6 separate regions of the Mus musculus genome follow, and all the other regions are linked to region 1. Evidence: chromatin loops called from intact Hi-C (ENCODE). Cell type or tissue: heart. All regions are shown on one strand. Links, peaks and the distances in the headings refer to the core of each region. The heading gives the core; the rest is flanking DNA.

Region 1 (5,381 bases), core at 930-4,929:
TTTTAATAAACTTTGCTGTAGTGCTTACTAAAATTTATAGTTGAGAAAAATGTAACCTTTTATAGCATTAGCATTTAATAGCATATCGCATTAGCATTAGCTTAACAATATATAAGCATATAGCAATATCATATAGCATTAGCTTAACACTGCCATGCTGTATTCACTTAAAGAGTTAATAAATCTTATTAAAATATTATTTAAATTTTAAAGAAAATGGAGGCTTGAAAGATAAATCTTAGTAAACATTAGAACATATCATCTTGAGTGAAAAGTATAGAGTGTGTCTTATTTGAAAAAAAGTAGTAGTTTTCACATCTAGGTAAGAGTAGGTAGAAATCTGAAAGGAACAACTGGTCTACCCCAAGAAAAGCTAGAGACAGTGTATATTACAGGCATGCCTCCCCCAGAGGAAGAGGCCAGCCAGGAACCATTAGAAAAGGGAGCTTCATTAAAGCCAAAACAGAACCCTGTCCTATCTCATTGCCTCATCACTTAAGAATGTCCTGGAGAGAGATAATGTGTGACTGTTGGTAGAGATCCACCTGCTTGTTTTCCTGTGCGTCCCTTCAGATCAAAGCTAGCATGTCCTTTGAAACCTTTCTTTTGTTTCTTATTATATAGCATGCAGTACCTGAAACACTATTGCTTTGGATTTTGATACGAAACAAGACGAATCACTGTTTGAGAGAAAAGAATGGGGGTTACCTTGCTTGATTTAAAGAAAAGATTTCTTGGTAATATGTTTAAGACATCTAAGATGCCTTTTGTCCTTGGAGCAGCTCTGCAGTTCGGTGCTTGAGTCGATATTGCAATTTAATACTGCACCTACAAAGAAAATTACAGTTTTTAAACTGTTTATTCCAAGTGCTTTCAAAATGAAGACACTACAAAAGTGGTAAAAGTGTGCTGTTGAAAAAAATGAAGTAGAAGATTATTAATTCCTTAAAGATCAAGCATATTGCAAATTCAAATGATCCCACTCATTATCAACATGGGGTCTCTCTACAGGTTTGCATATTATAATATGTTCTTAAAATGGGATACATAATGACTTTGTAGATCAACTATTTATATTTCGTAGCAGCTGAATCCCTTTCTTGCTGTGAAATATGTTCATTTTATTGTGATAATATGAATGCATAGGAAGGCAATAAAGGAAATGTTAAATCGTGCTTCATTCAGGTTTTAAAAGAACCCTGTCCATTTTAAAGACTTTCGAGTAACTTAATTTTAAAAAGAAATTGTTTTGTGAAAAGATGCTTGAAAGCGTGTGTTCCATGTAGCAGGTCATCAATGTCTTTTTGAAACTTTTAAGACACTTCAGTGTGTGTGTGTGTGTGTGTGTAGGGTGCACATGCACCATTGCAGGTGTGTGAAAGTCGGAGAATCACTTGAGGGAACCGGTTCTCTTTCCTGCTACGTGGGATTGAATCCGGGCTGTCAGGCTTGGCGGCTGGCTAGCACCTTCTCCCAGCGAATCACCTCACTGACCCAGAGCTTTCTTTGAAATTAAATGATTTCCATGATTGGTCACTAGAAATCTCTAGTTTGTAGCCCACTGAGCTGGTGGCTTTGGACGTGTCTTATAATTTCTCTCTCTGTCCTTTACCTCATCTGTAAGATGGAGGTAATGTTCCATACAGTGTGTAAAGGGTCAGTGCTTGCACATAGAAGGTACCTAGCATAGAGCATAGGGTGGGTACTAACTATAGCATAGTGGTTATGGTCTGAGGGACCTACTACTTAGCAAGTTTTCATGCAGTTATATCAAAGGGAGTCTAAGTGTATGCATGGCATGGCACATGCAAGGAGGTGTGTGTGCATGCATGCATGCGTATGTGTGTGTGTGCGCATGGTGTTAGCCGTTACTAGCTTTTGCCATTTTCTGTAGTAATGGGTAATGGTTCACTACTCCATGAGGATGGTGTTTCTAACGGCACAACGGGCAGTATTCATTTCTGATACAGGCAGACTGAATGTCTGCTACCTGTTACAATGGTTTCTGCTTTGTTTATAATCTTTATTATGTTTTCTTTTGGAGATAGTGAAACCCTTTGTTTCTGTCCTTATTTATAACACTACATAGCTAACATTTAAAATGCTTTATATCTTTGACAATTACAAAACTGTTGGCTATTTTAGTAGACACAGGAGACAGTCAAAGGGAAGTGTCACTTGATGGTTACGATGAAAAGATAAAAGTGAACTCCTTTTCTTTTTAAAGAAAATTATGCCAGCATCTTCAACCCGTGTTGCTACTATTCAAGGTTTGAGTTTACGGTTCCATACAGTAAGTAAGTATATACTCTTGTTCTTAGGATGTGTAAAGTTACAAGAAACCTCATGAAAAGGCCAACTCTGTCATCACTATCCCAGAGGAATGAATTCTGGAAAAAAGGCGGTAGTTTGGGTAACTGGCATTTTGCACTTTCCTAAACCTTCCCCACCACCAGGCCCCGCCCCCGCACCCCCACTCCCGCTCCCGCCCCTTGCCGCGAGTCTCTGCAGAATACCTGTCTTTTCTGGTCTGGTTGGTGCAGAATGGCTGAGTGAGAGCAGATTAGCAATTTGAGCTAGACTTTGTGAGTCTGTTGTTTATCGTCATGAATTTTGCAGAGTTCAAGGAGGTGTTTTTTTTTTTTTTTTTAAATCCTCCCTATCACAAATCACCTAGCAGCTAGATTCAAGCGGAAGTTGGAGTTTATTTTACAAAACATGAAAAAGCTTTTAAACCAACGTCTTTGAGGTAAATCTGTAGCCAAAGTGAGGCCACCTGCTGTTTAGAAAAGTGCTTACACGCTCAGGACATTTCTGTCCCCAGTGGAGGAGCTCGCCGAGTAAAAGACTGCCATTGCAGATCCTGCCCGACAGGTGGCAGCAGTTCCCACAGTTTCAGAGCATAACAATAGCTGGCTCTGTGGCTCCAAGAATAAAGCTGTCATGAACTCATGGGATCTTTATACAGTAAGGGCTCTTCTTTGAAATGTGATACATGAGAAAATTACCATTAGTTTTTAGTTCCCCTTTTAAGGTTTAAGTAGCTTATCTTTTTTTTTCTTTTTGTAAGTTCCATTTTGTATTTGAAATCCTGCCCCCAAACAAGTGTTAACAGCCACTGCTTTTTTTTCTTTTCTTTTTTTTTTTTTTTTTTTTTTTTTTTGTGGTCTTGTATTATAAAGTCTGAGTCTTTGGGTTATCTAAGGGAAAGCTATGCTGCTAACTTCTGTCTCCCTTTTCTTCCCCCCTCCCCGTGCCCTAATTACAAGAATAATCCATTGTTAATTTTGACTGCTGCTGCGGTCTCCGAGAAGGAAATCCTAGCTGCTGTCTGTGCGAGCCTAATTTCCCTGTGCTCAGGAGTTGAGTGGTTAATGGTTTAACAGCGCCATTCACCTTCTAGGAGGCTTTGAACCAAATCGTAGCACCTCTGAGAGACTGATTTTGCAACTGTCTATAAAAAGAAGGGTTTTTGAATAATGCCTGGGGCAGCTTCTGATCCTCTGATAGCCGGCAGCAGCATACCTTTTGGTACACACAGACGCTTCCCCTGTCCGAAATGCCTTGTAGGTGTGGGGAGTGTGGGCTGCTTGTCCATTTTAATGGTAAAAGTGACTACCTAAAATGTATTCCCTGGTAATTGTCTTAATTCATAGAGGTACATTCTTAAGTGAACTCGTCTTTTTAATTCAAATCAAAATAGAATTAAGCCTACCTTCGAAAATGTTTTTTTTCCCAGAAATTCTGTAGCAACCACTGTCTTATTATTCAAATTAATCATCCAGAAACCTTAATGTGATAATTTATTCAAGTTAATATGAAAATCTGAGGATTTTATTTTTTTTAATTTAGAAAAGACTAGGCATTATTTATTTATCCATCTGTCTGCCTGTCCGTCCTCCAGCCATCTACCATGTAGAGATGGTAACAGTGGCCCGTTGTGTGCAGTTCATGAGCATCTTTGTGCATTTTGAAGGGAGTATCTCGAGCTGTTACTGTTTGGAGCTCATTGATTTTTTTTTTTTTTAATCTGTCACCTACATTTTTTTTTGAACTTTGCAGAATTATAGGTTCTTAGAGCGAATCTATTTCTATTAAGTAAGTATAGCATTGAACTATTTCAAATGAAAACATACATCTTCCTGAGCACTATCCACATCCACAGAAATGCATATGTTTAGTTCTGATAGATAAAGGGAATGTGGGATTTCATGTTGTAAAACATTGTTATTCCTTAAGAACAAGGTACATGCCTAAACTTGCCTATCATCTATAGACCGCAGCAGTTAGTCAACGCCTCAGAACAGCATAGGGTGATGTTCCAGTCAGAATCAGGCTCTACTGCCCTATCCACCCAGCGTGTATAAAAGGATGGTAATAAAAGCAAAGACGTTTCCTAAGAATCTCACATGCTCTAAACTGCTACATCTAAATAGTTATTAAGTAGCATTGTCTGCAACTTGAAAAATAGTGGTTTTTAAAGTAACTACTATGAGCAAGAGTATAAGTAAGTTTCTTTTTACTTGAATACTTTTCATGGTAAATATTGATAAAAATGTTTTTGAAGGAATAATGACAATTTAATAATATGAATTTTGGTCCTTGATGGATTTTGGCCAGGGTTGGGGGCGTATTTAAATAGCTAACCCCCAAGCCCGTCTTTGGAAGCTGGGCTCCCTAGGCTATCTGCAACCGTTCCTCTGTGCTTTAGAGATGTCCCACTCACCGGAGACCCAACATGCCGCAGCACAACCCCGTGGTTTCTTCTTTGTGGTGCTCTTTTAGAACATTATGTGAAAGTAATTTCAGTTCCTGTTAAACTGTGAGCATATTCAGGTAACCATCTTGTTCTAGCATGTAATTTTTAGAAGTATTTTTAGAAAAATGCTAAATGTCCTTTGGTGAGCCTACATGACTATTTAACAGCGATTCCCTAATGGCTAAGTTGATGTTTATCTTTGAAAGTAAAATCATTTTGATGAATGAAAGGCTTTTAATGAGTCTCATAACCTCTGAGAGCTTGGAGTTGATCCTGACACTTGTATGGACATTTAAAAATTAAAGTACAATGTATCATAAGGATTGAAAAAGAAATCAAGGTATTTGACTTAATTTAGCCTTATTTAAATCCATTCTAGAAAGTGCCATTCTTTGTAATTAAGATTTTTGCCGGTCTATTTAAAAATGAGTTTGCAGGTTATTTCCCCAAATTTAACCATCCTAAACTTTAGTCTTAATCAAGTATTATGTAAAAAATGTTCACAGAAAGGTTGGTGTTGGAGAGGCCAGGTTAGGATGAGCACCTTTGAGAGGGGAATTGGCCAGCTGGGACAAGTGTGGTAGACTGATTGGGAGAGAGCCAAGGGGAGGTACATACAGTG
Region 2 (5,381 bases), core at 752-4,751, 310 kb before region 1:
TGTTCTGCACCTGGCACAGGCGGGGCTTGGCACGTGGACTATGTATCTGTCCAGTGACCAAAGGGCTCTAACTGTATTCTGGATTTATCCGAGGAAGAGGAGTGGGGCTTTGAGGAAGGGGCTAAAAAGGTCTTTTAGAGAAGATAAACTGTTTGGGGGGCCATGACAAGTCACTGAAGAGTTTCAAGGAGGGAAAGGTACATTTGGAAAAAAGAAACTGCTTCATGTTAGAATTCTTGGTTTTTTGCAGGTTGAATCTCCCATGACCTGTATTTAACCATCACACCCTCCAGTCTTCGTGTTTGACCTTCAGACCTCTAGGGAAGAAGCAGGAGGAAATGAGAAAAACAAAAGCCAGGTGTGGTGGCGCACGCCTTTAATCCCAGCACTTGGGAGGCAGAGGCAGGCGGATTTCTGAGTTCGAGGCCAGCCTGGTCTACAGAGTGAGTTCCAGGACATCCAGGGCTACACAGAGAAACCCTGTCTTGAAAAACAAAAACAAAAACAAGCCAACAACAAAAACTCCAAAACAAACAAACTGTCAAACAATGCTTGCAGTGGCGCGGCGGCAGCGTGGACTCCTTTAATCCCAGCGCTGGGGAGGCAGAGGCAGGCTGATCTCAGTGAGTTCTAGGCCAGCCTGATCCTCTGAAGAGCTAGTTCTAGGACAGCTAAGGCTACATAAAGAAACCCTGTCTTAAAAACACAAAGACAAAAACAAAAAGGTTGCAAACATAAGAAAGCCAGTCTCAAAAAAGTAAAATAAATCAGAAACAAAGAAATACAAAATATGCCAAACATCATTAAATGTTGCCAATTCCCTTCTTTCGTTAATTGACACAGAGACTTTCTATTGGTCCAGGCAAGCCTCCACCTCATATTCCTCCTGCTCAGCCTCCTGAATTCTGGGCAGACAGGTGTGCCCACCATGCCCAGCCTGATGGACTGCCAACTGGTGCATCCGAGCCTTCCTAGTAACATGAATTTGGCACAAGAAGTCCTATTGCTTCCTTCCAGCTTCCTCACAGTTTGTGAGTCATCCCCCACCTGTGAAGGAAGGGCCGTGAGAAGAGGGACACTGGTCCCTTCTGAGCTGTTCCATCCACGAAGCCCTTCACTCTCATGCTATCTATGAGATCCAGATGGAACAGTCACAGATGGTGGCTCCTCTGTTAACTTAGCCCTGATCCTCCATGACAATCCTCCATGGGACTTGGTTTGAATACACATTGTGTCCCATTGTAATAAGCCTCTGAGGTCAGGGGCACAGGTTAGATGCCGACAAATCTGCGTCTGTGAATCCACGAATACAGCGATGTAAGGATGCTATCACTCAAACCATTCACGCCTGGAAGGAAATCGGTTTACACCGTGGGGATTAAAGTTGCTTCTTTGGGGTGCCGGGGAAGGAACTTGGGGACCAGAGCATGCCACGCCCATGGTCTGCCACAACTGACATTGCCAGTGCAATTTGTTTCACTCTGGAAGAGGGGCTTACCATGTTGCTCAGGCTAGCCTAAGTGGTCAGATTGTGCTATCCTGCCTGGCTTAAAGTTCTTCTTTGAAAAAAATGAAAGTTAAAAAAAAAAAAAAAGAAACTAAGAAAGAAAAGAAAGTAAAAGAGCTGAGTGTGGTCACTGGGGCCTGCAATTCCAATCCTCAGTAGAGAGACTGAGATAGGTGTTCAAGGCCAACCTGGGTTACATAATGATTTCCAGGTTAGACCAGGCCAACAGAGTAAAACTGTCTCAAAAACAAAAGGAAGGCTGGAAAGAAGGAAGGAAGGGGGAGAGGGAAGCAAGTATAAAGGCTTTCATAATGCTATGTTTACTATTTTAACAACACACACAGTTATCTGCAATCCCTTCCTCCCTCTCTGCAGAACTACGCACAGCCATACTTGGCCATGGAACTTCACAGGGCTTCGTCAATAGGAGACTGTGTGTATCTCCCCCGCCCCACACATTAGATGATCTGAGGCTAAGAGCATCTTCTGATTTTGCCTGGGTTGACCTGGGCCTTGAACACTGAACCCTCAGAGATAGGACAAACTTTCTTTCTGGCTCCTTTGCAAGAACGGAACCACGCAGAGTCAGCCTGTGTGGGACCTTGAGCTTGGAGTCCTGCTTGCCTGGTCAGGGCATGGCAGACTTTCATGCCCACTAGCAAGGAAAGCATAGATGTTGTCCTCAGCCGCTGAGATTCTGAGGTGGTTGGTAAACATTCCGAGCAAATGGACTCATCTGAAAGTAAGCCAGTCTTGCTTTTGTTTTTATTACGTTAAAATTCACCCTTCATCTTCTTTTCGTGGACGGTCTTCTAAGGGAAATAGTGACGAGTTTCTGACCTTTTCTCAACCCCAGCACATTTCTGGGGCATCTCCCAGCATGCCGGTTGTGTAATGCAGAAAGCTGGGCAGCCTCTCTCTCACATTAGCCTGACAAGAAAATAAATTAGAACCATGATACTCCCTCCCACGCCAAAGTCCCAAGGAAGCCTGAAGCTGCACGGAAAATCAGGTGGCCTTTGTCATGAGCCAAGCCAGACCGCTAGCTCCATGTAGAGCCTGATTATTTATTTATTTATTTATTTATTTATTTATTTATTTATTTATTTATTTATTTATTTATTTTATCAAGATTGTCCCTCTATGAAGACCCTGTTCCCACACACATTTTAGTCCAAACGTTTTTATTTTTTAAACTAGCAAACAATTCGTGTGGCATTGACCACACTGCCCTCCAGGTGGCAGTAGAGAACCGCTGCCTGCCCAGCACACTGACGTCATCTTGTTTACCCGGTTCCGGGTCATTTTTAGATCTAAGATCACAGGATGTTAATCAGGCCAATGATTTCCCATTCGTTTGGCCGAAGGCCCTTCACATAGGCATTGGGACAAATATGGTGTCCTTTTTGATAAAGAAACTTTGCGGCGGGAAGTACTTAGTTGCAAACATTTGTAATTTCATTTTTAGAAGATGGAGAAAATTGTACATGGGTCTGTGCTGTGGCCATTTGTGGTTATTTTCATTTTGGAGCCGAAATGTGAGTGACCTTAACTGAAGAGAGATGAAAAACTACATATTACAGTGGCGACCCTTCTCAGAGGCTCAGGCATCTTTTTGCTTGTCTTCCCTTTATTTATATATTATTCAGCAAGAAAGCATTTAGGTTTTTAAATTTGGAGGGAAAAGGAAAGGAGCTAATTTAGTCTAGCTGTGTCTGATTCCCTAGGAGACACCCTGGAGTTTGGGTGTCAGGAGGCCCTTGCTGGCCACACCCAGGAGCCTCCACCCATCCTTTACCTTCAGTGAGTTTGTCTGTGACTGTTAAAGAAGCAAAAGAAACAAATCTCTCAAATGCTGGGCACTGTGTACCGACCTGTAATCCCAGCCACGCCGGAGGCTAAAGCCAGATCGGAAAATCAAAGTTTATATGGGCAAAAAAGAGAGTTCAAAACTGGCCTGCTCAACTTAGCAAGACTGTCTCAAAATGAAAAGTTTAAAAAATGAGGCAGAGACAGGAGGTGTCGGGGCACACCTTTAATCCTTGCAGAGGCAGGCCAATCTCTGTGAGTCTGAGGTTAGCATTGAGCATTGTCCACAGAATGAGTAGGGGGTTGGTGGGGCGGGAGGTGGAAATGGGATATAGTTCTAAGCCTGGGGTCCTAGGTTCAGTCCTTTATGTAGAAACAATAATAATAGTCAAACATGGTAGTGCATACCTGAAATTCCAGCGTCCTGAGTTGGAGGCTGAAGATTCAGAAGTCAAGGTCAATTTCTATTATATAGTGAGTTACAGATCAGCCTGGGCTAGATGAGACCCTGTCTTAAAACAGTAATAGCCATTAGTATTTAAAACGTAAATACGAATTCCTCAGCTGTGCAATCCTTTGCAAGAGTGCAGAAGCCGCTTAATCTGAAAAGAGAAAGCTCTGGGGTGTTAAAAATAACGAGCCTTTGGGTTTTTAAAAAGTTCCCGTCCCTCCTCTGCTTCGTCCTTTGACAAGCTGCTGCTATGACCACACAAAACCACCTCCCAGAGAGTCCAAAGTCCCTGCCTGGCGCAGTCTGCAGTCCACTGGAGTGATCACACCACCCTGAAGGGATGATGGGTGGCTTTCCTGCAGGCCGGAAGAGAAGGGATACGCAATTCAGTTGCCACGCCCATTTATTGAGCTCCGAATCTGACTCAACTCTTTGGCCCACAGTACAGCTTGTAAAAAGAGGAGAGATCCAGTTCCTGCCACCTTGGAACTTTGAGCCTATAAGGATTTATAGACGTGGAGTATTTTTTTGCTCCTTCCCCCCCCCCCCCTTCATGCATAAAACGAATGAGGGGTTGAGAGACCCAGCACAACAGAAGGGTGGACTGTGGGGCTTGGAAAACCGTTCACCTCCATTTTGCTTTTGTGTCTGCCTCCAAGTGATTAGGAGTTAGGGTTAGGGTTTGAACCAGGCAGAGACACACTCAGGCGGGTCTCTGTGAGTTCGAGGCCAGCCTGGTCTACAGGGCAGAGTTCCAGAACAACCAGGACCACAAAGAGAAACCAGTCTCAGAAAACAACAACAAACCAACTGACCGATCAACCAACCAACCAAACGGTGGTTTGGGGACCGGCCCTGGGAACAACAGAGCCCTATCGGTTCTCTGGAGGGTTCTCTGGAGCGTCAAGGGAAGTTGAGAGAAGAGAGGCGCTTCTTGCTCGAGCTGGTCAGCAAGGGCCACTGACTCTGCCAGAAATGCTAAGAGCCTGGGGCAGCTTCTGCACATTCTAGGTGTGGGTTCAAAGCAGCATTTAGACTCCGTTGGAGTTTCTACTTCTCTGACTAGCAAGAAGGGGAGGCATGGGTCCCCTTCCCACCAGTGAGCATCACTTTCTCTAAGGCTTGCTGGCAAGAGTCTGGCTTCGACTCAGGCTCCTCCTAAGCACTGGGAAGGGCAAATGGAGAGAGCGTCAACCGTGAAAACTTTTTTTATGGGTACTTGACATTTAAAAATGCGTTTGAAAAAAATGTTTTGTTGGCACTCTGTGGCAGAGTATATAGGCTTAGCTAGTGCAAGGCCCTGACTTTGAAAGGAAAGCTTTTTAATTGTTAATAACAGATGAACACAAATAACAACATGAGCCAAATGTTCAGCGTCATAAAGCACACAGCAGTCACTCTAGTAATGTGGTTTGCAGTCATAAGGAATGTCTGCCATCATGAGCAACGTCCACAGCACAGCAAGAACTTTTAAAGCCATGGGACAGTTACAGTCTCCAATGATAAGTGGGAATTCTTGACCAGTTTTGAGGCAAAAGACCTTTAGCCACCAGGCAAGCAATATTTGTTGAGCACATATGGTTGTGTGTAGAGAGTATAGGGCCCTAGCCCCAA
Region 3 (5,381 bases), core at 490-4,489, 350 kb before region 1:
TCCTAGGCCTGTAGCCACGTGCGTGTTTCATCCTGAGAAGAACTAGAAACAGACACAGTCAATTTCTCTTGCTGGGATTTAAAAGAAAGTCATCCATGCCCCATTCCTTGAGGAGGCTGCTGTTTACCTGGCTTCTGTTGCTACCACGGTTGTTCACTGAGGGAGCCAGGGCAGAAACTGGCAGAAAACAGAAGAATGTTGCTTACCGCATTTCCCCCCATGGGCTCGGTCATCTCAACTTTCCTATACATTCTGGGACCGTCTGCCCAGGGGCGGCAACACCCACTGTGGGCTAGGCCCTTTTGCCTGAGTCATTAATCAAGAAAAGATCCCACAGACGTGCCAATCTAATGCAGGTAGATTGCCCTATGGAAGGTCCGACTTACGAGGTATGTCCGAATTTTTGGCAAGTTGACAAAACCTAAAGAGCACAAGTATCCTTAACAGTTTTTTTTTCCTGTCCACTGGCAGAAAGATGAACCGGAACAGAAACCCTGGGCTCAGAGATAAGGAAAGCGCAAGTCTAGAATGACAACCATCTAAGAGGCCCTGTGCTGTCGATTGAGTCCGGCCACCGTTACACACGCAAGTGTTCTTCAGCACACAGCTGGATATGACAGCCCAAAGCTTGGGAGGCTGATGATGGAAGGGATTGGCTTTGGAGAAGATGAGAGTTCCGAGTCAAGTGCAAGATGGCTCAGAGGGTAAAGGGCCTGTTGCCAGGCTTGACCATGTGAGTGCTAACCCTGAGACCCATTCGGTGGCCGACGGGAACTGAGGATTATGGACAAGAAAGCCAAATGCTACCTTTTCCCTTTTGACATTTTCTTTTCTGACTCAACCTTAAACTTTACCCACGAGTTAACAGAAACGATCCCGAGGCACTGTAACAATGTTTAAAAGCTTTACTGCCAGACATTGCTATTCAATGAGACTGATGTTTTTCTTGTTGGATTTTGTAGTGCTGCTGATGGAACCCGAAGCCTTAGACATGCTAAGCAAGCACTCCAACACTAAGACGCACCTTTGTCCCTAAACTCATTATACTTCATCCTTAGCTGGGAGGTGGATATGTCCTTGAGTCCTATGGGTATTTGTACATTTGTACATTTTCTGTGGCTATTCTAGAGTGTGACTTTATATAAATGTGAATATACATGTGCGTGTGTGTGTGTGTATAATATCATGTATATATAATATCATATATATTTATAATATCATGTACACACACACACACACACACACACACACACACACACACCTCCTTACGTAGCCAGGCTGGCTTCCAATGCTCTATGTAGTGAGGATGACCTTGACCTTGGATGACCTTGACCTTCTGACCCTGCTGTCTCCACCATGATGACTTTATAGGCATGCCTGGTTTATGCAGCACTCAGACTGAATCCAGGTCTTCACACATGCATCTCCAGACCCTATGTGTGTGATTTTATATGTGCATCCATAGGTCTACAAGCACACAGGTTATCTGTTCCTCAGAGTTCTGTTGTATGCACTATACGTGTAATTAATTATACGCGACTGTGCACGTATATCATGGGCAATGCTAATCATTTTGCTTAATTAGTGTACAGTCCCTAGAACTGCCAAGAAACAGTTTTCTCAGTGTCTCTCATATAGAAACCTCTGGGTTTGTTTTGGAAATTGCATTATTTTCAAAAAGATTTGACAAATATATGTATGTATGTATATGTGTTTAATGTAATATATATGTGCTGGTGCCCAAGGAAGTCAGAGAGGGCATTTGCTCTTCTGGAGGTCAAGTCAAAGGCAGTTACAAGCTCAGATAAAGATGAAGGCAGTGTGCATGCTGGAAACTAACAAGCTTTCGGCTCTAGGAGAAAGAAACCCAAGTGAGGCTCCATGCTCAAGAACTGAGTGAGGTCAGAGCTCCAGCTTTGGAGGGGCCTCTTTTTGTTCTTACCACTCCCAACCTTGAGGTCACCTTGGCCTGGGGCTCTGCAGAGGCCATTTGTAGGTTTGCTCAAAGGACTAACTGTCTGCACCTCTGGCCCCTTTGTCTTGTCTGTCTCCGTGTGTGCTCTCATGCTAGCTGCACACGGATGCTGCCCTGGGATGAGCCTTGGCCCGCTTCCCTCCTTCAGGTGCTCTCTGTAGACAAGCAGGGACAGATGCCCAGGATCTCTCTTACTATCAACCCCTTCCCAACTCTGGAGTTCGCTCCATAGGAGACCCAGTAGCCAGCACCCACTTGGTTCTGAAGGCCACAACTTGGAAAGATACTGAGCTGTGTGGAAAACTGCCTTGGCTAATCAAACAAACCATTCTTTGTCATAAAAGACAGGCATGCACAGGGATGGTTTCAGAAATGCTCATTGCCAAGGGGAAGAAGGGTTTAAACTCTGTAAAAATGCACTTCAGTCAGGTTCCATGGAATCCGTTATTAAAAACAAAAGAACACCAATTTGGATGGCCATGAAGAGGCTAGAACACAAACAAGTGTGTATGCATGTGTGGGGTGGGGTGGGAGGGGTGTCAATGAATTGTTTATTTCTCTCAAAGTAATCATCTGCCCTTAAATTGTTAGAAGCTTTTGGAAAAATCTGTGACTGTTTATTGATTATATTTCTTTGTATTTCCAACAATAATCATTCTGTCTGTAATGACTTTTCACCATTTCTTAGCAGCAAGCCCATCCAGAAGTTGAGGAGTGGCCCTGTGCCACAACAGCTTACCGGCACTTGTGTGGGCAAGATGTGAACACTAGATGGCAGCCTTGCCTTCTAGATGAGCGTTATTTTTCTAGCCTGAAGTCCTGGGCAGGCTGTGTGTGTCCGAGTATTACCCAAGTCCCAACAGATTCTCACAGGTGAAACCTACACACATACACACACACACCCCACCTCTGTGACAGGTCCCTGGGGGGAGGGGAGAGGTCTGGTTTGGGGTGTATTTTGTAGGATGTCTGCTTTCATCTTCACCATCTCCTGCACCCCTATGTGCTTTTCCAGGTCAGGATCTCAGTTTGGGAGCTCACGAGCCCCAGATGGATGTACGCACATTGCAGACAGACACCGCTCCTGTACTCTGATTTCAGTGTAAGCCAATGATGGGACTGTTACCCTTAAAAAGTTCATCCTCAGAAGCCTGAGGTGCGGATGTTCTTGGACTGAGACTGTGTTTGAAGACAGAGCCTTTAGTTGAAGAAGCCGTAAGGGTGGTCCAACCCACGTGCTTACACAAGGAGAGATTTCTGACACAGAAAAGGACACTAGGGGGGCTGAGGAGATCGCTCAGGGGGTTGAGCAGTTTCTGTGAAAGTGTGAAGACTGGATCTCCAAAACCCATGCCAAATCCACAAGGAATAGTATCCCACCATGATCCCAGGATGAGACACAGAGACAGGGAGTCCCCCATCTTCTGTGCCAACCCTCAACAAGCTGGCCAATAAGACTAGCCTAAGCAACCAGCTGTGGGCAAAGCAAGAGGCCCAGCCTCAATATGTAAGGTAGAGACGTTAGAGAGGAACCTTAGGTCTCCACACTTGAGTGTGTGTGGACACACAAACACACACATACACACCCACACACACACACACACACACACACACACACACACACACACACAGCTGAAGAAGCTTGGTTCTGATGGCAGCAGCAATGGGCAGAGACACTTAACTAGCAAGCCACAAAGACAGACCAGCAAACAGCATGGTCTTTCCTCGGATCCCTTCTACCTGGGGTGCAACAGAAGGCACTGTACCCACTAGGTTTGGATCTTACCACATTAGTTCTCCCAGAAAATACCTCCCAGGCCCACCTGGAGAAGATGTATCTTTTAGGTGATTCAGATCCAGTCAAGTTGACAGTCAAGAGTAACCATCAAACAGGGAAATAGACGCAGAAGACACCAAGCCTACTGATAGCGTGACCTTGGACTTCCAGGCTCCAGAACTGAGGCAGGACCATTGCTAAAGGTGCCCTGTCTGTGGCATCTCTACCTGATGGTTATGACATGATAGCGATATAAACATATCTGGCATATGCTCACAATATAATAAACATGATATACCATGGGACGCTCTTTTGTCAGCATACCCAGCATCTCCGGGAATCCTCTTTGGCTGGATAGTAATGCACACATGCCTCTGGTCCCTGCTCTTCCCGGGTAGATAGAAAGGACAGGGGAAAGAGAGGCTTGCAGAAAAGAGACATGCTCACAGTTGGTTGTGGTGTGAGCTGCCCTTCCATGTTCCTTCTAGGAAAACAAGTTCAAATTTGATGAAGAGGCTGATCCAGGTCTCTGGAGTGCTTGCTACTAAAGCCGACCTCCCCAAGATGTTAGCAGGACCTTGACAGCCTAAAGGCCATCACGTCAATGTAAAGCTTGCTTGTGTAAGAGAGAAAGCAACAAAAGAGGCTGCTTTTTAGAGACTAGATTAGAGCCAGGTGCCTGTGTAAAAACTGTGAGACCGGGGGGGGGGGGGGGGGGGCTACTGGCAGAGGGTGGGGGGCAGCAAAAGGAGGGACAGGACAGAGTGGGCAGTGGAGATGACAGAGAAGATGAAACTCTGAAGCAAAAAAGCGCACCTCAGGTAACGTATACATCCCCTGGGAATGCGCTGCTGAGGGGGAAGCTGCTTCCTCTGTCACATTAAGTCGCAGGAAGTTGTCTTTTGAAAGCAGACTGAAAGTAATGTATTTTCTCTAAGGTGGAATGAAGTGGAAATTTCTGGTTTCTTCGGGAACTCAGTTATGTCATATGACGTTTCGAAAGGAAGTTTTGCTGAAGCAGGCACAAGAGGACTCTTGATGTTTAGAAAGAATATAAGTATGACCCCGAGCCGGGTGTGGTGGCACACGCCTTTAATCCCAGCACTCGGGAGGCAGAGACAGGCGGATTTCTGAGTTCGAGGCCAGCCTGGTCTACAAAGTGAGTTCCAGAACAGTCAGGGCTACACAGAGAAATCCTGTCTCGAAAAAAAAAAAGTATGACCCCACAGACAGTGGGAAGAGGCTCTGGCAATTGGTTCGTCTTGCTCTACCTCACTAGTCTTCACTGATGAAGCTCTGGCTTTGGTTAGCCTGGCATCATGTTGCTGATGTTCTTGGTGTCATGACTTTGTAGAGAATAAGTCACCAAAGAACTTCTTATGATGTTACAACAGCAGCTTCTCGGAGCTTCAGCAGGCTTGGGCTGATTGGTGGAGCCTCTCAGTTTCTCCTGGATCAAACTGCTATTGCTGATTCATGAGCGGTGATTGCCTGGTGAACAGGACTACTGAATAGCCCCCAAAGAACTATTTCTAAATAGGTCCACAACCCCCGTTTCCTATTAGCCATTCTTTGCCACTACCTTTGAAGGGTGATAAGCTAGAAGGGAGGTTGAAGTATTTAGGGACC
Region 4 (5,381 bases), core at 792-4,791, 870 kb after region 1:
TGGCAGTCTCCCAGCCAACGGCAGGGAACTATGCTGATGGCCTGTAAAATCCAGGGATATGAAGAAAACAACGTCGAGCTTTGTGAAAGCAGCATCTGCAAAGATGTACAGAGCATTATATTTAAAAAGCAAGTTTCTCTCCAGTATTCTAACCTTAATATAACAATCTGATTACTGTGTTTATCTGAACATAAAGCCAACAGGAGTAATCAGAACTTATTATTTGGGGCCATTTTAAGTGATAAAGTTGTAAGTGATAAAGTTGTAAGTGATAAAGTTGTAAATGAACTAATGTTTTGAGACGCTCAGAGAATAAAGACGCTCCTTCTAAACTATACAGCTAAGACAACACCTAAATGGAGATGTCTGACATACTGCACTTGTAAAAGGCTGATTACAGAAGCTGACGTGGAGTTCCACTTCCTCATATCTACGTGCTAGTATATTGAGTCTCAAGAAATAAATAGGTAATTTTAGAAACATTTTACCTAAACACGATTTTGGGGTTGTCTGTAACTCTTTAAGTAAAACAAAAACAAAAACAAAACAAAACAAAAACAAAAACAAAAACAAAAAAATAAGCTACACCCTCATAACCTAAAAAGTCAAATACCTACAATATAGAAACAATTATTTTCAACTCACTAAAAAATAATCCCCAAAACTCTCTCAATAAAAATGCTATTTTTAATCCTCAAATAAAACCCAATAATGTTGCTTATATAAAATACATCATAAATAAATAACTGATTTTTTTTTTAAAGAGATACTTCGATTACAGAAGTGAAATCTCTCAGCTCTCACACGGACAGACTGTATGTTGATAAAGCCTTTTCGGCTAGTTTTGTAAGTACTTGTCATAGTGACTGGGAAACTAGGAGAACAGGGTGCCTTCTGCTTTCTTTTTTACAAAAGATGAAACAGTGAGATTCTCTGCATAAGAAAACCTAGGTCTGCCTTGTTTGTTGGTTTTTCTGGAAAGTACAAACAGTTCCCACATTCACTTGAAAGGCCATAAAGCGTCTTCTCTATCCATTCTCCAAATACGAAAATAGCTTTGCTGTTTCCTCTAATTTTAAAATAAATTACTTCCTTCCTTATGTTGATGGGAGAATTTAATTAAGAAATAATTTGCTTAAATAAAAATATAGTGACTGAGATTTAAAAACAAAAAGAAGCAAAACCAAAAAAATCAAAAAGCAACTGCAAGGGCAGAATTCTTCCATTAACACAGACTGGTGTGCTTCTAATTCTTCCTAAGAATGTAATTCCTTCCTTTTGCCTTCCTAAAATATATGTATTACACCTCTGCTACCCTAAAAAGCTACATTCCACTCAAGTCTTCAAAATAACTTTTTAAACATAGTTCTTGCAACTTTTCAGGCTGGAAACATTCATAGAGAAACTGTCCTCTCATCTCAGTATTAGGAAACATGAAGTCTTTGATTCTTGTGCCTTCTCCTGGACTCTTTTCCAGCTGTTTGTCTGGTCTAACTTCAGCGGGTCAGTTTTTATTTCATCTTATTCTATTCTGTTTACTGTATTATTATCCTTTAAGAGAAACTAACAACACACACAGCAACTCCCTGCTCTGCCCGTGAGTTAGTCTGTTATGAAGTATGAATGAATATTGGCTTATATCTCAAGAACAGGTAATAAACCTAAAATTCAAATTCCACAAACAGAAGAGTCTCAAGGATTGGATGTTAAGGAATACAACCAAGCTCTCTTAAATCTGTATTTAGTAGAGTTTACCATTTCAGAGCATTCTCAATCCTTCTGAATAGGAGGGTTACCAAGCTGGGCGTGGCAGTTACGCCTCCACCTCCAGCGTTGGGGGCGGGGGCTGAGAGGTAGCAAGATCACAAGTCAGTCCAGGCTATAGAGAGACCCTGACTCAAGAACCAAACGAGAAACCAACCAGTAACAAAAACAGAAGTGATCTGTTGATGATCTTTGTATTTAACTACAAAGCTTGGTGGTAAAATAAAAATTCGAGCAAAAGTTACAAAAGCTACCCTTTCTTCCCGATCTAGAAATATATTTTTAGCGTTAATATGAAATAAATATAAAACAACACAGAGAAATAAATTTTGGTTAAGAAGGGACCAAAAGTAATTGGAAATCCAAATGCCTATCATTAAAGAGTCAATGAATGGAAAACCAGCTTGTGAATCAAAATTATCATCCTAAGAGATTTTGATTTCATGTAAAATATTCAAGATAAATTAAGAGAAAAAACTAACAAAACTGTATGACCATAATAAGTTTACCTTCAAAATAAATGTGTAAACAAAGATAATTGTTTCATATAATATGTGAGTAACTTAAACAAAAAGTATTCCTTTTATTTTCTGCAATACCCAAGTCATATTTATTTGTAATTTAAAAAACACTTCAAATTTAAGTATAATTGCTAACTGATAAGGTACTCTACTATTAAACAATAGTTAATATTTTGAAATGTACCCAGTTATAAATTATTCTATTTTGACTTAAAATCTGGGCAGGCATATTTTGTTGGTAATGTCCTCTGAACATCACCTTTAGATTACTGTAAACATGGTGTTTTTGTGGCTACTTAAAAGGATGCAGAAACCTCACACTGTCAGTTTTACACACAGGCCAATGCATCAAGACAACTTTTACAGGAAAGACAAGTTGCATGGCCCTAAGTTTCCATCACTAATATATTGTCCGTGGTCAACTGGCTCAACTGGTGTGAACCCATTTCAAAGCATGCCAGGAAGGTCAGCAAGGAAAGGAAGGAAGGAAGGAAGAAAGAAGGAAAGAGGGGGGGGGAATGGAAGGAGGGACAGAGCTGGGGGGAGGGAGGAAGGGAGGGGGAGGGAAGGAGAGAGAGAGAGAGAGAGAGAGAGAGAGAGAGAGAGAGAGAGAGCGCACATTGCCTCTGCATTGCAGCTGCATTTGCCTTTACGTGTGTAGCTCTAGCACCATCTGGTGGCAGGCAGGCAGGCAGGCTGGGAACAACTCCTCAGTCAGCAGTTGGGGAAAGTCCCAGCACTATTCCAAACAATGACCATTTATTTTCCTGAGAACACCATCAGCAATGGTGCAGTTACCACGCAGAGGATCCACTACAAGCCTGGGAGGCTTAGAGTGGACATGCGGGAGACCTCCACGCACTCCCACATGGATATCCTATCAGTTGCCTAGAGAGCAATTTCAACAGAACCAAGTTCCCCTGGCTAATTTTCCCACAATTTCACAGCACTGTAGATGAAAAGAACACTTTATAAGCACAAAAGACGCCTTAAAGGGGCAGATCCAAATCAACAAGTGTCAAGCAGAACTTGAACTTGGAGTCTGAGGTTCCTAATAGCACTAGCAACAAATTTTCTCATGCTATTAACAAACAAAATATAGTAAAAACAAAAAAACAAAGCAAACAAACTGGCACTCTCCTCATGCCTGTCTTCCCAATGGGCAGTGGGGGCAAAGGCACAGGAGTTCAATGTTTGCCTTGTCAATATTATAAACTGGAGCCATGTCTACGCTACCTGAGGCTCTGTCTTTGAAGAACTGGAGACTGGGTGAAGCAGGCAGGAGCACCTGCTACTCATCCAGAGAATGGAGTGAAGTTCCCAGTACCCAACAGTTCCAGGGCACCTGGAGCTAGACATGACACCAACACACATGAATAAAAATAAAATCTATATTTTTAAAAAGAATCAAACAACAACAAAAAAGCCTGCATTTAAGCAAAGAACCTGCCTCAGAGTATCACAGGCTATGTCACCTGATGTCTCAATGTGTTAAAACAGCATACGGACCTCGACTGCTATCAAAATACCTCTATTTTGATACCAGTAGAGGTATTCTGACAACTCTACTGGATTCAAAGACTGATACCATGAGTAAAAACGTCCTCTGAGGTATAAACAACTGCAATGGGAGGGGCAAAGACAGAAAGCCCTACCTTTCCTTCTGTGTGCCTTCCACAAGAAGTACAGCAATTCTTTTCCCACACCTTTATCCTCTTTCATTTTGAAAAATTTTTCATCCCCACTCCACCTATGTATGAGACCAACTTAAAATTACTATAAAAAGCACATGGCTCCACTAAGGACGCCACAGAGCCAGCCATACGGTGAGGCAAAGGCCCTGCTAAATGCAGGACAGGAGAAGCAGCTCAGCTCCAGAGTCATCACTGACATGAGACAGAAACGTGGTACATGACGCAGGACGCCCTGAGCTTGCGGGGGCTTCAAGTCTATCATCTGAACGTTTGTCACCAGTACTCTGAAATGCATGGACCTGAAAACACGTCATCCTACTCCCAAGTTCCCCCGCCTCCCAACAACGGAAAGTTTAATGATCCCCTTGATTAACAGTTAACTCTAAAACAGAAACTTCTTATGTACTCAATTTGTACCTGCTCATGATAAAATATTAGCTGCATTTTCTTATTCCAATTTGATTTTAATTTACAGAGACATGGATTTGAATTGAGAAGTCTGCTTCATTCATTTTACTTGTTTAAACCTTTAAATATACCTTGTTGAATTTGTTTGTTGCTATGATACAACACCCACCCAGTCAAAAGCAACTAAAGAGCTTGCTGTGGTTCTCATTTGGGGAATACTGGCCCTCATGAAGGGTTAAGTCCTGGCAGCAATAGAAGCAGTCTGCTGCATTGCATCAACGGTCTGGAGGCAGAAAGGGGGAATAGAAATGCTGGGCTAGCTTCCATGTAGTCCAGGACGCAAGCCCAGGGAACCACGTCTTCACACATCAACCTCATTAAGATAACCCTTCACAGAGGTGCCCAGAGGCACATCTCCTAGGTGACTCTAGACGATTCAACCTGACAGTTTACCATCACCGCATGAAGGAAAATCTGTCTAGTAATAAGCATGCTAAAATCATTCTCAATGAAACTTATTCCAAATTTTCTTTATTGTATAGCCAGACTTCAAAAACTCAGAATCTTAGACAGAGAGAACATGGTATTCTGACACCCCACTAAGAGCTCGATAACTTACTGCTGAGTAGTATGAGCTCGAGCTTAAACAGTAAAAGCAAACCACTAAACAAATGATTGAGAGCGAGTCACAAAGTCAGAGAGGGCGACTGAGGGGGAAATTTAATTTAGAAGACAAGGAGAGAGTATAGGTGGTTAGTCCAGCAGTCTCAGCACTGGGCAGGCTGAGCAGGGAATCAAGAGTGAGAATGAGGCCAGCCTGGCCTATAGCTGACCATGTCTGAAAAACAAAGAACACACCAAGTAGGGACGTACTGCAAGAGAGAGAAGGTTAGATACAGAGGAAGAGAGTTTGCAACAAAAGCTCAGCTCTTTCATCTACAGCAATAAAGTTTGCATCACACTTTTTTTTTTTTTTTTTTTTTTTTTTTTTTTT
Region 5 (5,381 bases), core at 761-4,760, 440 kb after region 1:
CCATCATAATTAATCTGTGACTATTATTCAACTGACATTCTTAGCGAGGTCTTTTAATGAGTGAGCGTGGTAATTATGAGCAGGGTTGCACGCTTAGCCTCTGCAGACATAGAGTGTCATGGCCCCTGCCTGCCCTCACCTCCTCTGCACCCTGGCCAGGTCCAGCTGAGACAGATCAGGGGGATGGAAAGCGGTGACTCCAGGTTGCAGCCACAACTACCTACCTCTTTCTGGATGTTTCTGAACCTAAGAGGCTTTGATTAGAAGTGAAGATCTGGTGAAACTAAGAAAAAGAAAGAACAATGACTTGACCACTGTCACACAGCTGCCCTTACACACTCCATGTCCCAACCCCAGTCTTTCTTCCTAGGGTTACCAGTAGCCCAGTAAACAGATTTCTAAGATCCTTTGCTGGCACTTAAGACAAGTAAATTTGAAAGCAAGAGCGAATAGGTCAGGGAGTGTCTTGCCCCAAGCACTTTACTCATGTTGAGGGGGAATGTAGCCCTGCAAGAGACTGGCTACTACACACCTATTTAGGACTTGATGTTTCAAGAGCCCCCAGCAAGGGGCTAAAAGCAGCCATTCCTACTAAGGCCCTAGCTCACTGGAGCTGGCTCCACTCGTAGAGAGGACAGACCTTGGCTTGATGTGTTGGAGTACCCCAGTGGGCTGAACTCAATAGTGTATGAAGTGGATATGTGTGATCCTGATTCGTGTTGCGTGAGTAAGGTAAATATGCATTTTACTCAGGGGACACACCCACATACAGGTGTGCCTAGGATTTCATTCAACAGCACGTAGGCTGGGCATCCGGCTCAGTCTACAAATATCACCTACGTTCTGTAAGAACCGAGAGAGGAGGGCCAAGTGAGATTCAGGCTTACCTTCAAGGTGGAAGGGACAGTTGAGAAAACAGGTGCACACAGGATGCACGGGGATGGAGAGGGGAAAGGACAACATTGATCCAGACAAATGGATTGGACTCAGTGGAGGGATTCCAGGCAGGCATCGTGAGGCCTCGGGTGTGGATGGAGCAGTGGCTCCAGGAGGAGCAGCGTGGCAGGACTGGTTCCTGGTGACTGTAGGGAGTTGCCCATGGGGTGTGGAGAAGCTGACAGTTGAGTCAGTGGGAAGGTCACATGAGGTTAGGTACAAGGTTCCAGCAAGCTATGTTGTCTTGACCCCATATCCACTGAGCAGCCAAAACAGCCTTAGTGAAAGCTCAAAGGACCATCCTCAGAGGTTGTCACTGGTTTGCGGGCTTATGGCTTATAATGCAATGGTCCTGGGTCTCTACTCCCTGTGACTTCAAGAAATATGGAGAGTGACAGCTCCCCCTGCCCCCATAAGTTGGCCTGAGGGGAGTGTTGACAAGCCACCTCCTACCCAGAGTAAGACTCCTCAGTGGGTCTATTTCCATGACCACTCATTCTGCCTTAATTCCACTGTGCAGGGACATCCTGGAGGAGGTGCTTGGATGGGCACTCCGGAGGGGCGTCCTCAGTCACTGAGGTGGCTGACTAGGCTAGTGCAGTAAGTAATTAGGAGTATGGCTCCTGCCAAGGGCTAGAGGGTCAGAGGTGGGTCGGAGGTGGGGCAGGAAACTCAGGACTTACCAGACTCCCAGCAACCTAGGAGAATCTGGGTCTGAGCTCGGCCCAGCTTCTGTACACCCAGCTTTCTGCAAACTGTTTCTCAGCCTGGCTGACTGCATCCAGGGATAGAGAAGGCCCAGGGCCCAGTCTTTCTGGTTTGTAGCCACAAGAATTTCAGAAAGACTTTCTAGAAGGCAGCAACCCTTCACTGGAAGTGTAGGTTTAGAGAACATGTTATGAAGTAAGGGTGGTTTTGAATCCCAGAGTGGACAGAAGTTGAACCCAAGTTTCTGGGTTTTTTACTCTGAGGTTTCCACTGTACCCCGGGGTCTCCTGGCCCGACACTCAGTTGTCACCTTCCGAAGCTAACTCCTTGTAATTGTCCAGCGTCCATGTCCTGAGAGAGAGTGGGGCAGAGGCAGAGAGAGAGAGAGAGAGAGAGAGATCAAAGGAACAATTATTTAGGCGGCTCAGCTTCCAGTGTCATTCTCAGGAATGGAAAGAAGCAACTGGGAAAGGGTGAAGGCAGGCCTGGATGCTGCCAGAGTCCAATACCTGACACCAAAAAAGGACCAGAGGAGACAGGAGACTGGATGGGTTTCCTGGAGATGGGAAGACAGGGAGAGCCCAGAGGGGTGCAGGTTTGGAGAGAAGGAGTTTCCATATAATATTTGAACTTTTATTATCTGGAGACCCGAAAAAACGAGTTTTCCCTATATCTCAAGGAACATCCAAAAAAAAAAAAAAAAAAAAAGTTCCCAGGGCTCTCAGTCCTTCTCCGGGTCTGGATGGATGCCTGAACATTAGCGGGTTTTTGCTGCCACCTCGCGGCCGTGGCGAGAGATGTCTGAGCTGGTTGCCGCGGTGAGGGGGATGCAAGTTACTCCTCACCCAGATTCTTGTAAACTGTTTTATTTTACACACACACGCACACACACACACACACACACACACACACACACACACACACACACACACACACACTCGGGTTAAAATAACTTGCGAAACACTAAGCTTTGCTTTAATAAGACTTTCTGCCCTGGCGTGTGCAACTTGGGTCCCCCTTTCTAGCGCTTACCTCTGCCTGTAAGCAGCACTCTGATGCTTCTTTCTCCCACACTGCGGCTCTCTTCCTCAGTGATTGTCTGGAGGGAAGCCATCACTGCTTGCTGAATGCTGGACTCTATGGTACACGCAAGGGGTCAGCTGATGGCATCCCAGACCTTTGCCCAAAAGCAACACCAGAGTTATCATTTAAAGTACTGAAGCCTGGAACTGACCCTGTGCCAGGTTCAGGACTGACCCTGTGCTACAGCTCTCCATACCCAAATATCGCTGGGAGAGAGCCAGAATCCCAAGAGTACTAACATGCCTGTGAGCACAGGTAAGACCACCACTTCTGCTCAAATTCCTGGCCCAAGTCTAGAGCCATCAGGACACAGGAAGTAAGGAACAGCTGGGGACAGGATTCTCCCGGTTTCTGTCTGCACCCTGGAGCTGACCCTGTGCCACAGCTCTCCATACACAAATTCCTCCCAGAAAGAGTTGGTCTCCCAGGAGCACCGACACAAAGGCTTGCAGGAAGGACAAGCCACAGTCAGAGACAGCAAGACCAGCTAACATCAGAGATAACCAGATGGCAAGAGGCAAGGACAAGATCATAAGCAACAGAAACCAAGGCTACTTGGCATCATCAGAACCCAGTTCTCCCACCACAGTGAGCTGGATACCCCAACACACCAGAAAAGCAAGAAACTGATTTAAAATCACATCTCATCATGATGATAGAGAACATTAAAAAGGGCATAAATAACTCAATTAAAGAAATACAGGAGAACAATGCTAAACAGGTAGAAGCCCTTAAAGAGGAAACACAAAAACCCTGAAAGAATTACAGGAAAACACAACCAAACAGTTGAAGCAATTGAACAAAACCATCCAGGATCTAAAAATGGAAGTAGAAACAATAAATAAATCACAAAGGGAGATAGAAAACCTAGGAAAGAAATCAAGAACCATAGATGCCAACAGAATACAAGAGATAAATGAGAGGAGAATCTCAGGTGCAGAAGATTTCATGGAAAACATGAACAAAACAATCAAAGACAATGCAAAATGCAAAAAGCTCCTAACTCAAAACATCCAGGAAATCCAGGACACAATGAGAAGACCAAACCTAAGGATAATACATATAGATGAGAATGAAGATTATCAACTTAAAGGGCCAGTAAATATCTTCAACACAATTATAGAAGAAAACTTCCCTAACCTAAAGAAAGAGATGCCCATGAACATACAAGAAGCCTACAGAACTCCAAAATAGACTGGACCAGAAAAGAAATTCCACCAGTCACATAATACTCAAGACATCAAATGCACAAAACAAATAATATTAAAAGCAGTAAGGGGAAAAGGTCAAGTAACATATAAGGCAGACCTATCAGAATTACACCAGGCTTCTCACCAGAGACTATGAAAGCCAGAAGATCCTGGGCAGATGTCATACAGACCCGAAGAGAACACAAATGCCAGCCCAGGCTATTATACCCAACAAAACTCTCAATCACCATAGATGGAGAAACCAAAGTATTCCATGACAAAACCAAATTTACACAACATCTTTCCACAAATCCAACCCTACAAAGGATAATAGATGGAAAATACCAACACAAGGAGGAAAACTATACCCTAGAAAAATCAAGAAAGTAACTTTTCAACAAACCCAAAAGAAGATAGCCACACAAACATAAAAATAACATAAAAAAATGTCAGGAAGCACCAATCACTATTCCTTAATATCTCTTAATGTCAATGGATTCAATTCCCCAACAAGAAGACATAAACTAACAGACTGGCTATGTAAACAGGACCCAGAATTTTGCTGAAAAGATCTTTACCAGTCCTGCATCTGACAGAAGGCTAAATATCCAATACATACAAAGAACTCAAAAAGTTAGACTCCAGAGAGACAAATAACCCTATTTAAAAAATGGGGAACAGGGCTGGTGAGATGGCTCAGTGGGTAAGAGCACCCGACTGTTCTTCCGAAGGTCCAGAGTTCAAATCCCAGCAACCACATGGTGGCTCACAACCATCTGTAACAAGATCTGACCCCCTCTTCTGGAGTGTCTGAAGACAGCTACAGTGTACTTACTTACATATAATAAATAAATAAATCTTTAAAAAAATGGGGAACAGAGATAAACAGAGAATTCTCATCTGAGGAAACTCAAATGGCTGAGGAGCACCTAAAGAATTGTTCAACAACCTTAGTCATCATGGAAATGCAAATCAAAATGACCCTGAGATTCCACCTCACACCAGTCAGAATGGCTAAGATCAAAAACTCAGGTGACAGCAGATGCTGGCAAGGATGTGGAGAAAGAGGAACACTCCTCCATTGTTAGTGGGATTGTAAGCTGGTACAACCACTCTGGAAATCAGTCTGGCAGTTCCTCAGAAAATTGGACACAGTACTACCTGAGGACTCAGCTATACCACTTCTGGGCATATACCCAGAAGATGCTCCAACATATAACAAGGACACATGCTCCACTATTTTCATAGCAGCCTTATTTATAATGGTCAGAAGCTGGAAACAACCCCAGATGTCCTGCAACAGAGGAATAGGTACAGAAAATGTAGTCATTGACACAATGGAATACTACTCAGCCATTACAAACAGCGACTTCATGATATTCTTAGGCAAATGGATGGAACTTGAAGCTGGGCAGTGGTTGTGCACGCCTTTAATCCCAGCACTTGGGAGGCAGAGGCAGGCAG
Region 6 (5,381 bases), core at 802-4,801, 73 kb before region 1:
ACAACACAGGAAATGTTTGTAAGTTCTATGCTCACTATGAAATATATCCAGTGCTTTAGAAACCAAATTTTAGTTTCGCCCTAGTATTTATTATACTAACCATGTGTTTATACTCATGTGTGTATGCACATATATGCATATATTTTATATACATGTATGCATGCATACATATACACATGCATATTAGAAATTCCTGGTACCTTTAGCTGTAGAATGTACCCCATAGGAGATGCATACTAAATGGGGTATGGCAGGCTTTACCAAAACTTTGTGGCGATGTGTGTGTTTGAGGCAGAGTATAGATCAGAAGGAAGTCTGGACTCCCCGGCGCCTGGCATTCCTTCTGGTTCCTGTTTCCCTCGCAACTTTCTCTGGAAGTTCACTTGTTCTGCTTGCTTTGCCTGCTGTGCTCTTCTGTTTTGGTACTGATTAAATCCACAGCACATTCTTTATGATGTCACTATACTTAAAATGCAGGTTTTCAATGACATGATAGAGGCTGTGTTATATTTTTGTCTAAGCCACTGATTAATTGGTGATTTATTTCTCTGCTGAGAACTTGACTTAAGCAATTCTAAAATAATGCCATATGATGACAGACATCAGCTAAGAACATGTACACATCACAGTTAAATAACATCTCATGATAAGAACTATGTGTGTCTTCTAAGTTGTTGTACAGGATACTTATCAAAACAATGAATCATTAGTAAAATATGACTGCTTCAAATTTTAAAATAACTAAATTTTTTTTCTAAGAGGAAACATCATAATTACTTATTGTCTATCCTATTATTATTATTATTATTACTATTGAGACAGGGTTTCTCTGTGTAGTCCTGGCTGTCCTGGAACTCACTCTGTAGACCAGGCTGGCCTCGACCTCAGAAATCTGCCTGTCTCTGCCTCCCAAGTTCTGGGATTAAAGGCGTGCGCCACCACTGCCCGGCTTTATTGTCTATTCTTAAATGATAAACTTTGCTGATAGTACTGTTTTACCAAATGGGTGGATTTTACTTGAGTAATGTATTATCATAGACATTACTTTTGTTCTATGTCCATATTTTCATTAGTTCTGGCTTGCATAGAAAAGTTATATTATTTGTCACTAAGGAATCTGTTACTGTAAAATATTTAGAATGGCATAGGTTTCTTTTGCATGGACTACCTTTCTTTTGTAGGCTACCTTTTAGCTTACACATGCTGGCCTTTAGTGAATTCTGACTTAGGTGTATATTGTAGTTTGGTTGGGAGCAAGGCAAGGACTGGCCAAGGGGTGCTATGGAGGTTGAGGACACTGCAGTAATGGGAAATATCATTAAGTCAGTCCTGTGTGCACACATTTACAACATGATCCTGCAATGTGAAATGGAGACTTTTACATTCAATAACATAAACCAAGTATTGTTTTCTTTGGTTTTTCTTTTTTTTTTGGGGTTTTTTTGTTTTTTTGTTTTTCGAGACAGGGTTTCTCTGTGTAGCCCTGGCTGTCCTGGAACTCACTTTGTAGACCAGGCTGGCCTCGAACTCAGAAATCCGCCTGCCTCTTAAAGGCGTGCGCCACCACGCCCAGCGTGTTTTTTGTTTTTTAAGTATTATTTTCTTGACTCACTATGAAGTAGGGCCACTAGCTGGCAGCACTGAATACAATAAAAAGTCTCGTAATGGTCCAAGGTATAACATAAATCACCGGCTCGTCCTTCTCTAACATCCTCTTCATCACCCACCCCCCTTAGCTGTCGCACTGACAAGTGAAAAAATCACGTGTCGAGGACGCCCTGCCCCCTCTGTCCTGTGTTGAGGACGCCGCCCCCTCCCCTCCTGTGTTGAGGACGCCCTTCCTTCTCTGTGTTGTTTGGTGGGGAACTTCAAAACAAGCTATGTCTGCACCTTAGGTGATTTGTGTTGTCTCTGTGAACTTGACTTCCATTCATTTTTAAAGACTGCATATAATTCGTGGACGCCATCGAACTCTCTATTCCTCGTAATTGATGCTCAGGAAGTGGAAGCTACTCTGTTGCTCCTGGTGCTTGGTGCTTTTCAAACTTGTTAAAAGGGCTTATAAGTATGCACAATTTATGTTGTTGAGGCTTATTGTAAAACAAACTTAAGTTAAAGGGAGACACCAAAAATTACTTTGATGTTTTAAAATGAATGATTTTGATTGAACTAAAAAGCCAGAAAGAATAGAAAAAAAAATAACAAAATAGTTTATTAAAATGTTTTATCATAATAGTCTTAAGAACCTGAAAATATTGTCAAGTGACAGATGTAGTAACAAAAACAAGGTGTCTTAAGACTTTTCTGTATATAACCTTTTGGCATGTGAGGGTCAGGGTGGTATGGGTGCTGTGTATGTGTGCTCATGTGGGTGGTTGTATATGTATATGCATGTGTGTGGAGGCCTGAGGCTGAGGTCAGCAGCCTTCCTCTGTTCTCTACCTACTCACAGAGGCAAGGTCTCTTGAGCTTGGCTGTGCAGCCAGGGTGGCTGCCCACTGCTCTAGGGAGAGTTAGACATGGCCACCACACCTCCCTGCCCTTTACATGGTCTTGCATGTGAGCCCAGGTGATTGTGTGGCCAGCGCTTCCTCCCCGAGTCATCTCCTGCTCCATATGTAACATTCTACTTCGTGGTGCAAATATTATATGTGGAGTGCCTGGTCCTTCATCTTCCCGCCAGTCTTTCTCCTGCTTCTCTTCTCTGCTGTTTGTTTCCTTTGTCTCCAGACCTTTCTGCGTCCACGTCATACATATGTATGCGGTTTATGTGACTAGATTTACTCTTAAATACGTGACGACATTTACTCTTTCGTTTATGAGGAACAGCTATTGAAATTCCACCTAATAGATAAATATATAAAGTCTCATCAAAGTGAATACTAGCTAAGTTTTTATATAATCATAAAATGCACATAGACAAAAAAGTAATTTTTCATTTGATACATAAGTTTGATTGGATTTTATTAGTGTTGCTAGGCTGAGTTTGTTTGTGGCAAGCCCAGCAGAGGGCGCCACAAGCATAATTCTGTTTCAGAGCACAGTGTAAAGCCAGGAATACCTGTAAGCGTTCATTGTATAAACATTTAAAGACTTGTTTATATGCTTCCAACCGATTTATTTCTAATATATTCAATATATTTGCCAATCATTAAAGATAAAAAGCTTTTCTTATCTTTGAATTTATTTTGTTTTTGTTTGAATGCTGAAATGTAAGTTTTCCTCTCTCTAGCCTTAGGTTCTGATCTTCTGACCCTGATGGGGCTTGAAGTGGTGCTCTGGAATGTCAGTTCCTATAGATCTGGTGTGATAGTGTGCAAAGGATATTTACAGTGAGGAGTGAAGCTCCTGATGGTAGAGATGATGAGCCCAGCGCTTAGGTTCTTCAGGTTATTATTACTTAATAACAGAAACAATAATTCAAACATCTTAGAGTCATCAGATTCTGCTGCTAGGCCCAGTGAGTGCACTCCCGATGCAGTGGAGCCATCCATCCCAAATGGAAAACCAAGCCATGGTTATGCTCAGTTGCGCTTGGCGAGAGTTCCAGAATTTCCAAAACTATGTGGAAGAGTCTTCCTAATTTTGGGGAATAATTGAAATATCTAATTATTTATTTCCTCTTATATTGGAAAAGAAAATATTTTTATACTTGCTTTTGTTATTTATATTTTGTTTGTAAACCTTAAAATGGTTTATAAATCTTGAGATGTATTTTACTATTTGGCTTCTTATCAGTGATATAAGAAGAAATTAAGCGAGATTTCATGGGCTGGCTATGGGATAGCTTGCTGACATTTCACAAGGACCAAGGTTAGTTGCAGAAAGAATCAAACGTGTCACGGAGAGTTAATCACTCCTGCACACGGACTTATTTACTGCTTTAGGACCCAACATTCTGCTTTGTGGAAAGCAGACTCTTTTAAAGTCAAGCGTCCTATGAATAGGCTTACCTGCTCTGTTCTCACTTCTCGAGAACAGCCTTCCTGAGATGCCCGAGCTGCTCTGCAGAGGGAATGTGTGTGCTCCTGCCCCATGGCGCCTAGAAAGAGATGCCATTGTGTGAGCTAGGAAAAAGTGTAAGTCAGCAGCCTTCATCTCCAGTGAGGGCCACTTCTGCCGATCCCTGGGGAGGGGAGCCCCGAGCCCCTGTCTGACAGTGCCGCATGGATTCCTGCTTTGTTCTTCCTGGGGCAGACTCCCCTTTCCTGCTAGGCCCCTTGACTTCCGCTCAGAGAAGCCCACCGTGCTGTTTCCCTAAAGTGGTCTCTTTCTTCTACTGAGATGACCTTTTTATTTTGGAGACAGGGTGTTTCTGAGTAGTTCTGGCTGACCTGGCAATCACCAGGTAGAACATGCTGGCCTTGCTTCTCAAGCCCTCCTCCTCCTGCCTCCTCACTTCTGGGATCTGAGGCCTGCACCACCATGTTCCGCCCAAGATGGTTTATGAAGATGTGATTCTTCTCACCTTAGTTGATAACAAATTTGGTTATCATAGCGTCTATTACAGTTATTTGGTATTTACAATATCCCCTGTATATTTGGAAATAGAATAGTTTCCCTTACATTTTTTTAAAGTGTACTATGTTTTCATAGCCTGAACAGATAAGTCAATATTTCTCATATAATTTATTGCATATACACAGAACATATATACCACATGGGTAATATATAAAATAATAATAGTAATATTGATTATATTATCATATTATTGTATTATATTAATAATATTAATATAGTATTATTATTATAGTTAATAATAGTACAGCACTAATGAGGAATATAGAAATAATGAAAATTCAGAAACAATTCTATTAATGTAGACACATAAAATATGTATATTAATATATGCCTGTTATTTGTAATGTATATAAGCCAGTAGTTGTTATATATCATTGCAATATTTTAGTGTCAACCAGAATCTTTGGCTAATGCTGTAGCTTCATCTTGGAGACTATATTAGTAAAACCCCTCTTGCTGTTTCTTCCAAGTTTCTGCCTCTTGTGTCTGGGTTCTGATAGGACCCCGTGATTGGCACATGTCTCACAGCCTCTTCCTTCTCCATCCTTGACCTGTGACAGTGGTGATCTTCCCCTCCGGGAATGCTTGGGCACAGTGAGCGTGTGACGAATCCAGCTCTAGTCTTTCCCTGATTCTCTCTACTTGTCTGCTGTAGGATCTGCTTTAGGGTGTGCCCAAGACTGGTATCTTTTACACTAGTAATCAAGTGTTACTAGAGGAAAGCTGCTTTTTAAGATTTTTATATATTCATTTCCACCTACCTTAGAGAAACTGAAGGGAAAATTATGGAAATATAGCCTATATTTTTAGATTTCCCATGACGTCATTATTTTGTCATGTAGAGTGTATGCTATGTGCAG

Evidence for each region. Hi-C counts contacts between places; a loop is a spot of excess contacts. Peaks named below come from ENCODE experiments on the same cell type or tissue, not always from the same donor. Only the 100,000 strongest peaks of a DNase experiment are listed, where the experiment ranks them.
Region 2: it touches region 1 in a loop (13-fold over the local background); 5 of 42 quality-filtered maps call a loop at or near these places.
Region 3: a loop joins it to region 1, with 9 times the contacts of the local background. A loop is called at or near these places in 20 of 42 quality-filtered maps.
Region 4: a loop joins it to region 1, with 4 times the contacts of the local background. A loop is called at or near these places in 5 of 42 quality-filtered maps.
Region 5: a loop joins it to region 1, with 9 times the contacts of the local background. A loop is called at or near these places in 34 of 42 quality-filtered maps.
Region 6: it touches region 1 in a loop (5-fold over the local background); 18 of 42 quality-filtered maps call a loop at or near these places.

What each region holds. Positions count from the first base shown.
Region 1 is chr17:85,186,902-85,192,282 of GRCm38, forward strand. All of the region lies in intron 3 of Camkmt (calmodulin-lysine N-methyltransferase), which reads left to right. Among named protein-coding and RNA genes, the nearest start is that of Gm36826, 32 kb to the left of the region's middle. In heart, for the core only: no CTCF peak of the experiment used is centred there; a DNase peak (open chromatin) is centred at 2,870; H3K4me3 peaks cover 451 bases.
Region 2 is chr17:84,875,251-84,880,631 of GRCm38, forward strand. No RefSeq gene overlaps it. Among named protein-coding and RNA genes, the nearest start is that of Gm46582, 62 kb to the left of the region's middle. In heart, for the core only: a CTCF peak has its summit at 2,747 (motif pointing right); a DNase peak (open chromatin) is centred at 2,811; H3K4me3 peaks cover 551 bases; H3K27ac peaks cover 562 bases; H3K27me3 peaks cover 356 bases.
Region 3 is chr17:84,835,195-84,840,575 of GRCm38, forward strand. No RefSeq gene overlaps it. Among named protein-coding and RNA genes, the nearest start is that of Gm46582, 22 kb to the left of the region's middle. In heart, for the core only: a CTCF peak has its summit at 2,730 (motif pointing right); no DNase peak of the experiment used is centred there.
Region 4 is chr17:86,060,704-86,066,084 of GRCm38, forward strand. The region is part of intron 14 of Srbd1 (S1 RNA binding domain 1); the gene reads right to left. Among named protein-coding and RNA genes, the nearest start is that of Srbd1, 82 kb to the right of the region's middle. In heart, for the core only: a CTCF peak has its summit at 2,997 (motif pointing left); no DNase peak of the experiment used is centred there.
Region 5 is chr17:85,631,410-85,636,790 of GRCm38, forward strand. No RefSeq gene overlaps it. Among named protein-coding and RNA genes, the nearest start is that of Six3, 13 kb to the left of the region's middle. In heart, for the core only: a CTCF peak has its summit at 2,419 (motif pointing left); a DNase peak (open chromatin) is centred at 2,432; H3K27me3 peaks cover 2,369 bases.
Region 6 is chr17:85,113,830-85,119,210 of GRCm38, forward strand. Camkmt (calmodulin-lysine N-methyltransferase) reads left to right here. Exons shown (of 11, transcript NM_028576.3): 3 at 1-18. Among named protein-coding and RNA genes, the nearest start is that of Camkmt, 26 kb to the left of the region's middle. In heart, for the core only: a CTCF peak has its summit at 3,006 (motif pointing right); no DNase peak of the experiment used is centred there.